Linked DNA regions of Homo sapiens: region 2 is linked to region 1. Evidence: read pairs that join two places in POLR2A ChIA-PET (ENCODE). Cell type or tissue: GM12878. All regions are shown on one strand. Links, peaks and the distances in the headings refer to the core of each region. The heading gives the core; the rest is flanking DNA. Region 1 has its middle 140 kb from the start of LMBRD1. Region 2 overlaps LMBRD1 (LMBR1 domain containing 1).

The links. Peaks named below come from ENCODE experiments on the same cell type or tissue, not always from the same donor. Only the 100,000 strongest peaks of a DNase experiment are listed, where the experiment ranks them.
Region 2: POLR2A ChIA-PET joins it to region 1 with 7 read pairs; 2 of 35 experiments call an interaction of 5 or more read pairs at or near these places.

Annotation. Positions count from the first base shown.
Region 1 is chr6:69,650,085-69,655,467 of GRCh38, reverse strand. No RefSeq gene overlaps it. Among named protein-coding and RNA genes, the nearest start is that of LMBRD1, 140 kb to the left of the region's middle. RefSeq lists an enhancer at 1-383. In GM12878, for the core only: no CTCF peak of the experiment used is centred there; no DNase peak of the experiment used is centred there.
Region 2 is chr6:69,787,872-69,793,254 of GRCh38, reverse strand. LMBRD1 (LMBR1 domain containing 1) reads left to right here. Exons shown (of 16, transcript NM_018368.4): 2 at 2,783-2,959. Among named protein-coding and RNA genes, the nearest start is that of LMBRD1, 6.4 kb to the left of the region's middle. In GM12878, for the core only: no CTCF peak of the experiment used is centred there; a DNase peak (open chromatin) is centred at 2,034; H3K4me3 peaks cover 2,460 bases; H3K27ac peaks cover 652 bases.

The DNA.
Region 1 (5,383 bases), core at 118-5,117:
ATGTATGGGGGTCTAACATCCCACTTTGCCAGAGTTGCAGCTACTTTTGCCAGAAAGCTCAAGTAGCTAATGCTCCAGGGTCTCCATGCATGCCTGAGTGGCTGCTTTGCTGAGACTCCACATAGCTCTGTCTGTCAGACAGAAGGCCCTAGTGGAGTAGGTTCACAAGGAGATCTGACTGGAGGGTTGCAAAGTTCCATCAGGGAAGCGTGGTTTTCTGGTGTCACACATTCACTCACTACTTTCCCGGGCAGGGGAGGTTCCCCTGGGTCCATGTTGCTTCTGGATGGCCTGTAGTCCTTTTTTGCTTTTCTTCATTCTCCATGGGTCAAGTTGTTTCCTTGATTAGTCCCAATGTGAGTACCTGGATATTTCAGTTGCAGATGTATTTACTTGCCTCTTCCATTCCTCTCTGTGAGAGCCATGCACACTAGCTGCTTCTAGTCGCCCACCTTGGCCACTCTCATCAAGATTTATTGTTAATTTCTTTATGTCTTCATTTATTCTTCAAAAGGAAGTCCTTGTCCTATATAATCAATTTGCCTTGCTTTTTTGGATTACATGGTCCAAGCATATTATGATTTTGCTCTTCTTGCTGAGGAGGTTATATCCCTTCAACATTCAAATTGTTTTAGACCCTCCATTACCAGCAGCAGTGAATGTCTATTCTTGTGGGCCAGTGGTGAATGAATTGGCCAATCATTGTACTTCTGCTGAGATTCTGAGAGAGGGAGCTTTGCTAATGACTAATGATGGTGAGCAACTTTTCATATGTTGATTTGCCATTTGAGAGTCCTTTATTTATTCTAAGTACAAGTTCTTTACGTGATTGGCAAATATTTTCCCCATTTGTGTCTTCACTTTTCATTTTCTTCTCTGTAACTTATAAAGAGCAGCACTTCCTAATTTTGATGAAATCTCATTTATAAATCTATTCTTTTATGTTTGATGTGTCATGTCTAAGAAACCTTTGCCTAAGTATTTTTCAAAAATTTCCCCTAAATTTTCTTCTTAAAGTTTCAGTAGTTTAGGTTTACTTTCAAGTTATTTTTGTATATGGTACAAGTTATACATCGAGGCTTATTATTCTGAATAAATATAGTCAATTGTTTCAGCACCATTTGTTGAAAAGACAATCCTTTATTCACTGAATTGCCTTTGCACTTCTGCAGGAAATCACTTGTCCAATACTTGGCTGTATTTCAGAACTCTATTCTATTGAACTATTTTTCTGTCTTTATGCCAATATTACACTGTTTTGATTACTTTGCACTATTAAAGTAAATTATTGTAAGTTCTACAGCTTTTATTCTCTCTCTCTCTTTTTTTTTTTTTTTTTTTTTTTTTTTTTCTGAGAGGGAGTCTCACTCTGTCACCCAGGCTGGAGTGCAGTGGCACGATCTTGGCTCACTGCAACCTCCACCTTTGGGGTTCAAGCGATTCTGTGCCTCAGCCTTCCGAGTAGCTGGGACTACAGGTGCCCGCCACCACACCTGGCTAATTTTTGTATTTTTAGTAGAGACAGGGTTTCATCATGTTGGCCAAGCTGATAGCGAACTCCTGACCTCAAGTGATCCACCCTCCTCGGCCTCCCAAAGTGCTGGGATTATAGATGTGAGCCTATAATCCACGCCCAGCCTTACCCTCATTTTTTAAAGTTTTAGTTTCTTTGTATTTTCATAAATATTTTAGAGTCAACTTGTCAATTTCTACAAAAAACTTCTACTGGGATTTTGATAAGATTGCACTGAATCTGTAGATTAATTTGGGGACAACTGACTTTATTTTATTTTATTTGAGACAGAGTCTCGCTCTGTTTCCCAGGCTGGAGTGCAGTGGCATGATCTCGGCTCACTGCAACCTCTGCCTCCTGGGTTCAAGCAATTCTCCTGTCTCAGCTTCCCTAGTAGGTTGGATTACAGGTGCCCGCCACCACACCTGGCTAATTTTTTTGTATTTTTTAGTTGATACAGGTTTTGCCATGTTGGCCAGGCTGGTCTCAAACTCCTGACCTCAAGTGATCCACCCACTTCAGCCTCCGAAAGTGCTGAGATTATAGGTGCGAGCCACTGCCCCTGGTCTACAATTGACATTTTAAATGTTGAATCTAAGTATTTCCTATTTTTAATGGTATTGTAAAATGATACTTGGTTTTATTTAAATTTTGGATAGTTTGTTGCTACTATAGGGGAATTCAATTGATGTTTATGTTGACTTTGAATTGTTCAACCTTATTTAACCCACTTACTTGTCCCAAGAGTTTTTTTGTAGATTTTATCTACAAAGATAGTTTTATTTTTCCTTTTCCAATCTGGATGCCTTTAATTTCTTTTTATTGTCTTGCAGTCTCCCCTTTGAAGTGAAATTCAGAGGTCAGCCAATTACTTAAAAAAAGGTTTTGTTGTTCTTGTTGTTGTTTTTTATCTTACTAATTTCAGGGCTTCCTCCAAAGAATGACTTTCTTATTTCAGATTTTTTTCCCTCTCAATTTTTAGCCATTCTGGTGGCCCCCAATTCTGTCCTTTGGCAACTTAAACCAAGATGTTTTCTTCTTGAGTTCCAGTGGCTGTGCTAAAGTGGGCTGAAGAGGGCCCTCAGAGAAAGTCTGTCTAAACTTGGGTCTTATCCAATGCACATCTTTTTTTTCAAAACTTGAATTCTTTCAAAATTTTGCCTGCTTTTGATCTCTCTCCAATGCCCTCAAATATTTTGTTTAATTTTTTACATTTTGTTTAGAATTTATAATTGTTCTTTGCAGGAGGATGTTGGAGAATAATTCTCCATGATGTTCCTATACATCTTATGATAGCTATTGTCCCAGAAAGTCTTTACTAGGATGTTTGAGTAGAAAATGGCCTATTGTGCCATGAATAAGAAAGTTGGTTTTGTTTTTGTTTTTGTTTTTGTTTCCCAGAGTCTTGTTTCTTCTGCTAGTATCTATGAAACTGTGGCAGGCTAACTTGTTACCTTGCAAATAGAATAAGGCTAAGTGCCTCTGCAGCCCTTGATAGAGGGCCAGTCCTACATCTGTTACTTCTCTATTACCAGAACCTAAACCAATTTCATTTTTATGTAGTGGATATGGTATCCATGATGTGATAGTTGTGTAAATATATTTCACTGAACCATTCCCATACTGACGGGCATTCTATTTGTTTTTGGTTATTTTTTTCTGTCTTTCTCCTTCTGCCACTGTAACCAAACCTAGGTTTGGCTGATAGCCTCTCAAAAGCCAGACACGAGAGATGAGTGTTGGTGGGAGGAAAAGCAGGTTTATCCAGAAAGGCAGCAAAACTGAGAAGATAGTGAAATAGTGTTCTAAAGTACCATCTTAAATTTTTTTCAGTCTGGCTGGAGGGTTTTTATGGGAGAGAAAATATGAGAAAACTAAGTTCAGGGGTTGGGATGAAAAGGAACCAAGGACCACAGACAACTGAGTGCCAATGAGGGTTTGTGGAGACTGGGAACTTCTTTGTCCTTGGTCAGGTCACAGTGCTCCTGTAAATCTTTAACAAAACACAGTTAGTTGTTTATATCCTTCCCTTTAATCCCAGAGTTCATTTCAAAACTACATGATAGCTGTTTTTGAGTTTTATCTCAGTGCTTTAAAATTATCCTAGCCTATGTGCAGGAATGGGTAAAGGCCACTTAAACAAATATGGAGCTAGTTATGTTAGCTCTTTTGCTCTTTCACTGTTACACAACTACAAATAGGGTAGCAGTAAATATACCCTCATTAAAAAAAATACTGTTTTGGTTTGGGTTTTCTTTTTCCAGTTGTATAGATTGCCATGAATATAATGATTTTGTCCTTATTCCAGTTCTGTTGTTTGTCTATTGACTATGTGCATGTTCTTTTTGGCCATACAAAGCATCTTTATGTAGCCAATTAAATCTATCTGAGCTGGTTATTAAATGATTTTTTTTTTCCAGTTCTGAAGCCACTGAAAATCCTAGAGCTGAAACTCTATAAATCACTTTTCTTCCTTGCAACTCACTTCATACTGGATTTGAGGTTCGGGTTTGCAAGACTCGTAAGTTCCTATGTTTTGATAACATCAACCTCTTCTCTGTGTTCTTCCAGCCCTGATTATGGAGTTGCAGTAGTAGTGGTGGTAATAGTGGTAGAGAAACTGCTTTCTGCAATTACTGACTCTAATTACCTCCCTCTATCCTTTCATCTTTTATTTCCTTATTTTTCATTGGGAGTTACATTTTCTGTTCCTGTTATTTTACTTAATATTCTGAAGATTTAAAGTCTAGATATAATAAACATATTTATGCTGCTCTTAAACCAGAGATTGGAAAAATAATGTTCTGTAAATAGCCAGATAGCAAATATTTTAGGCTTTTCAGGCTATAGGATCTTTTTGCAACTACACTACATAAACAAATAGATGTAGCAGTGTTCCAATAATTATTTATAGAAATAGATGATAAGCTGCCAGGAGGGCCCTCAGGGTGGGTCCTCCACTGCTGAGGGCCCAGGAGGGGGAGTATGAAGCCATGGACTTCTCCAAGTACAAAAAGATCTGTTGATGTCCTAAGTTTCAGGACCTGTGAATGTTGCCTTATTTGGAAGTAGAGTCTTTGCAGATGTAATCAACTTAAGATGAGGTCACACTGCATTAGGCTGGGTCCTAAATCTAGTGATTAGCTTTTTTTTTATAAAAAGGCCATGTAAACACACAGACAGACACACAGAGGAAAGATAGCCATGGGAAGACTGAGGCAGAAATTGGAGTGATGCAGCTATAAGCTATGTAACACTGGAATTGCTGGTAACCACCAGAAGCTAAGACAACATAAGGAGGGATTATTCCCTAGAAACTTCAGAGGGAGCATGGCCTTGATAATGCCTTGATTTTTTTATTTCTAGAATAAAAAATTTTTTATTCAGAATTGTGAAAGAATAAATTTCTGTTGTCGAAAAATAAAAGGAAATAGATAATGGGTAAGGTTTTGCCTAAGGCCTGGCATTTGCCAATCCCTGTCTTAAACATCAATGACTTTAGAATGGTTCAATTCTAGTCATACCACCTGTTTCTGACTTACTTTCAAATGTTGCTAAGCAACTTAGCTATATTCTTTAAAATTCTACAAATTGGACATAATTTTATTATTAATTTTTTTCTATATATATATTTTTTTCTTTTTTTTCTTTTTTTAGACAGGGTCTCACTCTGTTGCCCAGGCTGGAGTACAGTGGCATGATCTCGACTCACTGCAATCTCCACTTCCTGGGTTCAAGTAATTCTCCTGCCTCAGCCTCCTGAGTAGCTGGGATTATAGGTGTTTGCCACTATGTCCAGCTAATTTTTGTATTTTTTGTAGAGACAGTGTTTTGCCATGTTGCCCAGGCTGGTCTCAAACTCCTGGCCTA
Region 2 (5,383 bases), core at 117-5,116, 140 kb before region 1:
AAAAATCTCAGTGTTCAGACCAATTTATTTTGAATCTTTTGGGAGAAGCTGGGGGGACTATTTGAAACTTTTCTTTATAATTGTTAACAGAGTTATATATTTGTTTCTTTTATCAAATTATCTAATAACTACTACTGTTTGTTAAGCAGTTACTATGGCCAGCCACTATGGTAAACCCTTTATATCTCATTTAATCCTTATAACTTGTTATGAAAGAAGTATTCCTATAGACGAGGATACTTGGTTTTATTTTATATTGTAGTAATGATTGATAACATGAACAAAAAGCTCTTTAAGGTTATCAGTTTTAAAACCATTATAAAGGGATTCTGAGACCAAAAAGTTTGGGAATCTCTGGCTTAACTCTTCTGCCTGGTTGCCGTTTCCTAGCTTGTCTGCCTGATATTGGCAAAATCCTTTGTTTGCAGTAATACCTACAAAATGCAGGTTTTCTTTCATTCTTGAAATCCAATAAAAAATTTATTGGAACACTTTGTGTCAAGTACTGCTGAGGATATAAAGATGAGACTCAGCTTTCAAAGACTTCAGAATGAATTTGGGGAATGTTAAAAATATTTATGAATTCCTTTAAAAACAAGCTCATTCAAATATTAATACAAAGTCACATTTTATGAAAAATAAATTTCCCAAAATCAAGAATTTGAGCCTAGATCCTTTTTGTTTGTTTGTTCCAAAGTCTTAACTCCCTTCTCAGTCAATTCTTTCCTGCTATTCTGTCACCAGTTGAAAGGCCAGCAGTATGAAGCAATGACATGCAGCAACTTGGATGGGTTTTAAATGCACTGTGCCAAATGACACTAGCCAGACTGAAAAGACAACATACTATATGAAGGCATTATGATATTCTAGAAAAGGCAGAAACTATAGGGGCAGAAAACAGATAGTGGTTGTCAGGGTGATACTGGTGGGCTGAGGGAGATCCCCAAACACTGGTGGGATCTCAACCCCAGCTGGTTTTCAGGCTCTTGACACTGTCATGAGAAGACATTAAAGGGCAAGTCAGAAAATAGTGTAAGTGTGGAGATTTATTAAAGGGAAAAGTACACACTCGTGTGGGCATTCTTAAGAGAGAGACACACGGTGAGGTTTGGAGTTTCTACCTTTATGGGTTTCTTTATCCAAGGGACATATTCATGAAAATTCCTGGAAAAAAGTAGAGACTTCTTGAAATTGTGGTGCCACCCATTTTTACATCAAATATGAGTGGTCTTGGAACTGCCATGGTGCTGGTAGGTGTGTGATTGAGCATGTTAATGAGCATATAATGAGGTCCTAGGTGAAACCTAGGTCAAATCCATTGCCATGTTGGGTCCAGTGGGTCTTAACCAGCTTGGTCCACACCCTGGTTTTTCAGGGTCTTATTAGCCCTTAGCCTCTAGTCATGGAAAACTGCTCTCTGGAATTTTTTAGCCCTTGTGAACATCATGCATTATTCCTGTCTCAAGGGCTGGGGGCAGAGAGAGGAGTTAACTACAAAGGGACAAAGGAATTTTCTGAGATGATGGAATTGTTCTTGTATCTTGCTTGCGGTAGAAGGATTTGGAAGCTGCAAAACTAGTTTGGTGGTTTTATTAGTTTCATTTGGGCCCTGGAATTGTAGGATGCTCAGAAAGAAAGTAACCGCTGTTGAAAAAGTGAAAGGTCAAAACAAGGCTTTTAAAACTACCAGAGCTCTTATTTAGAACAATGGTTCTCAAGTTTGGCTCAGATTGAAATCCTCAGGCATTTAAAGTACTGATGCCTGGAGGAGCCTTATTCTCCGTTGATAGAATTGATTGGGGAATGTAGGGAAGTTATAAGGGTACTTAAAAGTTACCCAGGTGATTCTGACTCACAGTGAAGGCTGAAATAACACAGTCTCTGTCTGCAACTCCCTATGAGTAGAGTAGAAGTTCTCAAAATACAGCCCTGGACCAGCAGTAGCCTCACCTGGGGAAGCTGTTACAAATGCAGATTTTCTGGCTCCACTCCAGACTTCTTGAATCTGAAACTCAGAGGATGGGGCCTAGCAATCTGTGCTTTAACAGTTCCTCCAAGTGATTCCGATGCCTCCTAACGTTAGAGAATCATTAAAGTCCTATGCTCTGTGTTAGTCACTAGAATGGCATTGGTAACTATTAAGAGTACTTGGCTGACTAGAGATGTCAACCTCTACCTCTGAGTGAACTTTTTTCACTGGAAAGCTCCTTGCTGTGCACATGTATCCATTTTCAGCATTGACTTTTCTTTGTTTAATGCTCTTTAAAATTTAAATTATAGTATAATGTGATAATTGCATGGTGATTACTGGCAGTTAATCTTTAGCTCAATGCTATTCTTGAACTGTCAGAACAGGACAGAAGTTAATTTTCATCCAAGTTATATTTTGTAATGCTTCAGTAATAAGCCTAGAATAGAACAGCTTCTACTCATATCTCTTTTAGGTTGGAAAAATCTACAGGGAAAAAAATATTCAAAGCTAGTTATAACTGTGATGTGTGAAACCATTAACGTTTGCACTGTGTTTAATGAGGAAATATGTAGCTGAGCACTGTTATTAATAGTATTGTGTGTGTATGCATACGTGATGTACTGCATTCATGAAGTAGGCTTTGAAAATTATACATCTTGGACAAGTTTTTAAGGGATAGTGGGCTTTCCTTACACAACTAAAATAACCTTTACTTCACATAAGGTTTCCTGCTAGAAACTTTCAAACACATACAAAAATCAGAGAAAATACACTGGGTAGTAACAAACATCTCTTTTTGTTCTATTTCAGGCTATTTTGGCATTCTGCTGGATATATGTTCGTAAATACCAAAGTCGGCGGGAAAGTGAAGTTGTCTCCACCATAACAGCAATTTTTTCTCTAGCAATTGCACTTATCACATCAGCACTTCTACCAGTGGATATATTTTTGGTTTCTTACATGAAAAATCAAAATGGTACATTTAAGGTAAATATAATCTTACTTTGCAGATTTTTTTTCCTTTCAAATTTCTGGCACACTTGGCAGTCCGATACATATTGTGTTTTATTTTTGTATCTGGGAATGAATGAGAATGGAAATACAACATAGAAGCTGAGAATGTGACATCTAACCTGATAGACCAGAAGCAGACTTACAACTGACATAAGAACTATTAATTCAGCCGCCCTGCAAATGCTTTAAGTAATCATAATAGGTTATATATTTTTTGCTGCTCATAACTCCCTTGAAGCTTATTTGATTTGCATTAATGCAATAAGTAAATAATTGAGAAGGGCTTTTGTTAGTGGCAGATCAGGATCCTAATCTCCGTTTCATATTGAGTACTTTGAGTCAGTATGGTGTAGTGAATTAGGCTGGGAATTATAAGATCTGAGTTCTAGTCTTGACCCTTAACTGTCTAGCTGTGGACCTTTAGCCAAACCACTTAACTTTTCTGGACTTGAGGTTCCTCATTTTAAAAATGAAGGGTGTGGACTAAAGGTTTCTGAGTTTCCTTTAAATTATGCAAATTACTTTTAAGTTTCTTACTAGCTTAAGCTTCTGTGACTCAGGAACTGTCTCTGTTGTTGTAGCCCCAGTATTTAGCTTTAGTACTTAAATATTTGAATGAAATAGTTTTTCATTTATCTTAATAATACATGATTACAAAATAACTTCCTGAATTGGGCTAAATTAGGTAAATAATTTTATTTTATTTTTTATTTTATTTTATATATATATTTTTTATTTTGTTGAGATAGAGGCTCACTCTGTTGCCCAGGCTGGAGTACAGTGGCATGATCTTGGTTCACTGTAACCTCCGCCTCCTGGGTTCAAGCGATTCTCGTCCCTCAGCCTCCCAAGTAGCTAGGAATACAGACATGCAGCCACCATGCCTGGCTAGTTCTTTTTGTATTTTTAGTAGAGATGGGGTTTTGCCATGTTGGCCAGGCTGGTCTTAAACTTCTGGCCTCGAGTGATCCACGTGCCCAGCCTCCCAAAGTGCTGGGATTGCAGGCATGAGCCACGATCCCTGGTCCAAATGGGGTAAATAATTTGAAAATATTTTTGTAGTTAGGTTTAAATTTATTCTGATTACTATGAAAATTAGATATACTCTGATTGCTGTGAAAACCACATTTTTTTTCTGTACACCATTTAGCAAGTTTTAATTGAGCACTTAGTGTGTGCCAAACATTGTAATGTTATAAAGATAGTAAATAACATCTATTAAATATTTGCTATGTGTCAGACTCTATTTTAAGTGATTTACATTTAGTAACTTCCTTTGGTCTCTTAAACAATCCTGTGAGATAAGTAGTAGTATCTGTGTTTTTGTGGCTGAAAAATCAAGGTTCAAAGAGGTGAAATAACATAGCCTGTAAGTGCTGAAGCTGGGATTTGAAGCTCTGCAGTTTGGTTCCAGAGAGCTTTGTTCATGAGGTTTCTTGGGAAGATGGCTTCTAAACAAGTAAGAGATATTTTCAGGTAGCCTAGTAAATAGGATACCTACTAGTGATTCTACATTTTTTCAAAATATAAACTTAATTCACATTTTATATTTTGGGTTGAAACATTATTTCTAGAGAAAATGACTAATTTTACTGGTGTCATTGGGTTTTCTCTGCTTTTTATTATTGGGCAAGAATAAATACACTTTTAATACTGTTAGACATAGATAATTAAATGGTTGATTGTAACATTATGAGGTCATTTTCTCTGATAAATAAGTGTCATTTTAGAATTAAATTCTATAAAAATGTTTAATTTCTTTTGGCTCTGTATATCGCTTTGTTTCTTGGATAAGAGATTTTGACATTTTCAGAATTTCTGGATATTCTTTTTATTTTAAAACAGTGTAGTATACTTCCAAATGTACAGTACATAATTATAAATTTCTAGGATATTTTTCTTTCTGAAAGCTGTTAAGTTTAAATAGATAATGATATATATGTATATGTGTGTATTCTGATGTATAGAGGTCATATAATTATCCCTGGTATAATTATTGTTTGAATCGGAGATTTTTTTAGTTTAGAATTGAGCATGTTTGATTTATTTAGATTTTGTGGGAAAACATTTCATCTTTATACATATGTAACAAACCTGCACATTGTGCACATGTACCCTAGAACTTAAAATATAATAAAAAAATTTCTAAAGTATTTTCATGAAATTATGAACTTTCTATTAGATTAAGTATTGTTTTGAGCACATGCTTAAATTAGTGCTCGCTTCCTAGGAAATAGGTTTGTTTTGTTTCTTTGTTTTCGATATTTAAATCTATGAGATTGCATTATACTTGTTTGAACAAGATTTTAAGAATCCACTAAAGAAGCAAAAATATTAACTATAAAAATTGAGGGTGCTTGTTTTAATACATGTGCCCTTAAAAGAAAAAAAATATGG